Linked DNA regions of Homo sapiens: region 1 is linked to region 2. Evidence: read pairs that join two places in POLR2A ChIA-PET (ENCODE). Cell type or tissue: OCI-LY7. All regions are shown on one strand.

The links. ChIA-PET counts read pairs that join two places held together with the same protein. Peaks named below come from ENCODE experiments on the same cell type or tissue, not always from the same donor. Only the 100,000 strongest peaks of a DNase experiment are listed, where the experiment ranks them.
Region 1: POLR2A ChIA-PET joins it to region 2 with 8 read pairs; 1 of 35 experiments calls an interaction of 5 or more read pairs at or near these places.

Annotation. Positions count from the first base shown.
Region 1 is chr17:43,131,764-43,134,263 of GRCh38, forward strand. NBR2 (neighbor of BRCA1 lncRNA 2) reads left to right here. Exons shown (of 8, transcript NR_138145.1): 3 at 836-960; 4 at 1,193-1,374. It also overlaps a transcript of BRCA1 not described here. Among named protein-coding and RNA genes, the nearest start is that of NBR2, 7.5 kb to the left of the region's middle. In OCI-LY7, no CTCF peak of the experiment used is centred here; no DNase peak of the experiment used is centred here; H3K4me3 peaks cover 342 bases; H3K27ac peaks cover 790 bases.
Region 2 is chr17:44,059,963-44,062,462 of GRCh38, forward strand. The region is part of intron 2 of LSM12 (LSM12 homolog); the gene reads right to left. Among named protein-coding and RNA genes, the nearest start is that of LSM12, 5.5 kb to the right of the region's middle. In OCI-LY7, no CTCF peak of the experiment used is centred here; no DNase peak of the experiment used is centred here.

The sequences.
Region 1 (2,500 bases), 930 kb before region 2:
CTCCTTTTCTTTCTTTGCTTTGCTTTTCTTTTTGTTTTGGGACAGAGTCTCACTCTGTCATCCAGGCTGCAGTGCAGTGGCGCAATCTCAGCTCACTGCAACCTCTGCTTCCTGGGTTGAAGCGATTCTTGTGCCTCAGCCTCCCAAGTAGCTGGGACTACAGGCATGCACCACCATGCCTGGCTAATTTTTGTATATTTGGTAGAAATGGGGTTTCACCATGTTGGCCAGGCTGGTTTTGAACTCCTGGCCTCAAGCAATCCAGCGGCCTCAGCCTCCCAAAGTTATGGGATTACAGGCATGAGCCATTGTGCCCAGCCAGGATATCATCATATTTAATCCTCACATCAACTGACATTTGCCCCAATTTACAGATGAGGAACTGAGGCACAGAGAGGTTTTGGTACTTGCCTGAGGTCACACACTCTGGGCTCTCTGCTTGGGGCTGAGGGCCAAGGGGGGTTGTGACTGACTTCTCTTTCCTGAACATCAATAAAATTCAATTTAGAAATTTCTGTCTTCAGTGCTATCTCGAGGGGCCTGTGAAAAATGCTGACTCGGTGGCAGCTGTCTTAGCCCCATACTCATTGGGTTGCCCTGAGCCCCACACTGTTTTAAGGAAGTCCCAGCAAATAATATGGGATAGAGGTGAGATCCAAACCTAAGCAGCCCTGGCTCTAAAACCCACTGAACAAAGCTGCCTCTCCAACTAGCATCAGAAAGAACTAGGTGAGAATCCTACTTCTATCACTTACTAGTTCTGTGGCTCTGGCCGCCCCCGCCCAAGTTACTTAACCTCTTTTTTTTTTTTTCCTTTTTCTTTTTCTTTTTTTAGAGACGAAGTCTCGCTCTGTCACCAGGCTGGAGTGCAGTGGCGTGATCTTGGCTCACTGCAACCTCTGCCTCCGGGTTCAAGCAATTCTCCTGCTTCAGCCTCCCGAGTAGCTTGGGACTACAGACGTGCGCAACCATGCCCAGCTAATTCTTTTTTTCTTTATTTTATTTTATTTTTTTTTTTGAGATGGAGTCTCGCTCTGTCGCCCAGGCTGGAGTGTAGTGGCGCGATCTTGGCTCACTGCAAGCTCTGCCTCCCGGGTTCACGCCATTCTCCTGCCTCAGCTTCCTGAGTAGCTTGGACTACAGGCGCCCACCAGCACGCCCAGCTAATTTTTTTTTTTCTTTGTATTTTTAGTAGAGACGGGGTTTCACTGTGTTAGCCAGGATGGTCTCGATCCCCTGACATCGTGATCCGCTGTCCTCGGTCTCCCAAAGTGCTGGGATTACAGGCGTGAGCCACCGCACCTGGTCGATTAACCTCTTTTAAGCCTGTTTTCTCATCCATACAATGGAGATAATGGCAGCACCCACTGCTTGGTAAGGAATATTAGGTGAACACAGGTGCCTATGTGGGTTCCTCCATTTTCCATAAATGTTAATTCCCTTATCCCTCATCTCCTAGGTTAGTCCCAGAGGACAGATTTGAAGTTTGAAAACAGAAAGTAACTGCCAAAAGGGATTATTTAGGGCAGAGATTGTCCCCTTTTATTATGCTTTAGGTCCTCAGTGGTGAGGGCAGGGGACAGGAGAAGTGGGATCCAGCCCAAATTCTTGGATCTCATCGTAGAGTGACTCTTTAGGGGCTTAGGATTCTGCATTTTGGACCCGTCCCCAGGGCATTCTGATGCCTGCAGTTCTCCTGTCTGGCTTTGAATAACTCTGGGTAGTGCTTTAAATCTAAGCTGACATACCAGTGGGATGTGAACTGTCCTTGCAAATGTTTTGAGCCCTTCCTGCGCTGGCCTCCAACTCTGCCTTGCTCAGTCTGTCTTTAGCTCCTTTCCATTCTGGCCTTCTCCCTTTCCTTTTTCACTTCCTTTTTTTTTTTTTTTGAGACAGGATCTCACTCTGTTACCCAGGCTGGAGTGCAGTGGCATGATCTTCGCTCACTGCAAGCTCCGCCTCCCGGGTTCAAGCAATTATCATACCTTAGCCTCCTGAGTAGCTGGGACTACAGGCGCACACCACCACACCCAGCTAATTTTTGTAGTTTTAGTAGAGATGGGGTTTCACCATGTTGGCCAGGCTGGTCTCAAACTCCTGACCTCAAGTGATCCGCCTGCCTCGGACACTCAAAGTGCTAGGATTACAGGCGTGAGCCACCACGCCCAGCCTCCTTTTTCACTTCCTACCTTCCTCCCCACCTCTGGGTGTACCCTCCCCTGAGCTCAGCCTGTATTTCTATCTGCTGGCCACTTACCAGCCAGTCCTTTCATCTACAATGCCCTTTACTCACCTAGAAAGCTCACATCAAAAGTCGCCTCCTCCAGAATACCTCTCAAGTTCTCCTCTCTGGTCCCTTGACCCTTTGCAGGTACCTTTTTTCTTGTACAAGTCACATGATAATGTAAGGGGTTTTTTTCCCCATCTAGAGCCTGCCTGGTGGGCTCATGGTCCATTTGTGGAAACATGCATTTCCCTCTCCTCCGCCCCCCTCCTTCAT
Region 2 (2,500 bases):
GACCATCCTGGCCAACATGGTGAAACCCCGTCTCTACTAAAAATACAAAAAAATTAGCCGGACATGGTGGCGGGCGCCTGTAGTCCCAGCTACTCGGGAGGCTGAGGCAGGAGAATGGCATGAACCCGGGAGGTGGAGCTTGCAGTGAGCCGAGATGGCGCCACTGCACTCCAGCCTGGGCGACAGAGCAAGACTTCGTCTCAAAAAATAAATAAATAAAATAAAATAAATAGAGTAGGCTAGTGCTTCTCCAGACTGCAAGCAACTGAAACTTCAACAGTTTTCTTCCAGACATCCCAGAGTACATTAGTTCCCTTCCATATGCTTAAATGATCCTCCATCTTAAGAAAAACTCAAGTCCGTGATCTTAAAAATGAGACTAACTTTTCACGTCATTCATGCAACATGTTAATAGCTGCCCGAAATAGCTGTTTTCAGCAGTAGCCCAAAAGGCTCTCTCTAATTCTAAGTCAATCTCCAAAAAGGAATCGCAAAGCATCCTAAAAGGTTGATTTCAAGGGAAAGCCAATATAGCTTACTCATAAACATCTCTGCAAACGGAAGAATGAATAAACGAAATCCAAAGATAACCCTCCAACCTAATTTTAGTTTTTAGTTTCTGACTCCTCTTCCCAGCAAACCTCTTTCAAGATTTGGCAAGCAGGCCACAGAGTAAGAAAAGTAAAGATTTCTGGTGTTCCCCAAGCTATTACTTCCTGCTGCTTTCCTCAAAAACTGGGTAATCAGCTAGTTTACAACAATGCTAGTAAACAAGGAAAACCCTAAAGGCAAAGATAATCCACAAACTAACCAAGAGCTATATCTACCTGAGGTCAAACATAAGAAGAGAACTGCTTCTTAACAGCTCCTGCTTAACAGTCCCATCCACACTACCCCACCCCCTCTAAATGGTGGCACTCATTGGTCACAAGAGCCAACTTTCTAACTTCAGAAAATCACCTCTCTTTCAGATCTTTACTACTCACTAAAGATCTAGTGACAGACTTATCATACCCTATAAACACCAAAAAATAACTCAGAGCCTATTTGGTTCTTTAATACACTAGGAATAATGCTGGGCACAGTGGCTCACGCCTGTAATTCCAGCACTTTGGGAGGCTGAGGCGGGCGGATCACCTGAGGTCGGGAGTTCGAGACCAGCCTGACCAACACGGAGAAACCCCGTCTCTACTAAAAATACAAAATTAGCTGGGTGTGGCTGTGCATGCCTGTAATCCCAGCTACTCAGGAGGCTGAGGCAGGAGAATCACTTGAACCCGGGAGGCGGAGGTTGCGGTGAGCCGAGGTTGCACCATTGCACTCCAGCCTGGGCAACAAGAGCGAAACTCCATCTCAAAAAAAAAAAAAAAAAACACCAAGGAATAAATTATTTAACAAGTCTTAAAATTTCATGAGCTTATAGAAGACACTCAAAGAGCTCCTATACTCTGGTAGAAGGTATATTACTAAGCCAAGGTTTCAAAAACCTATAAGCTTCAAAGAATGGGACATCCCATACAAGACAACACCCATATGAACTCAATAGCCTTCCAAATCTGTCCCTGGCCATCACTAAAAAATGTGTGGCATTTCCCTAGAATCTGACAAGATAGGAACTCCAGATCTGAGGTAACGACATTCACTAGCCTCAGCATCAGTTACCCTCTATTATTTTAGTTGCCTAAGTGTTTCCTTGCTTTGCTGAACTGTACAGAACACACCACATTCCCAAGAGAGGCAAAGTAATACACATTATTGCAAGATTCCTCTAGAGGGAAAAACTTCCACCACATTAATTCAAGAGACTTAATGAAAAGCACCTGCTACTAAAATTGGAGGCATCTTATTCATCCAACAAATATTTATTAAATACTCTGTGCAAGGCTCTGTATATTCAATAGTAAATAAAATAGGTATGGTCCCCATCCCTGCAGAATAAAGTTTAGTGAGACAGACACTAGACAAGTAAACAACTATGGCCAGGAGCGGTGGCTCACGCCTGTAATCCCAGCACTTTGGGAGGCCGAGGCGGGCGGATCACAAAGTCAGGAGATCGAGACCGTCCTGGCTAACACAGTGAAACCCCGTCTCTACTAAAAATACAAAAAAGTTAGCCGGGCGTGGTGTCGGGCGCCTGTAGTCCCAGCTACTAGGAAGGCTGAGGCAGGAGAATGGCATGAACCCGGGAGGCGGAGCTTGCAGTGAGCTGAGATGGCGCCACTGCACTCCAGCCTGGGCGACAAAGCGAGACTCCGTCTCAAAAAAAAAAAAAAAAAAAAAAGCTATGAATAGGGTAACCTAATCTATACCTGTTGTCCCTGTGTAAAATAAAAGCATTCCCCTTTACTCTCAAAAATGTCCCAGGTTGGACTACAAATGATATGGTCACCTTAACTGTGAAGGACAAGGTACTATGAGAGAGAATAATGCAGGCAAATTACTTCAGCCTGGGTGATCAGAGAAGACTTCTTGGAAGACGTGCCATTTAACTGAGTGCTGA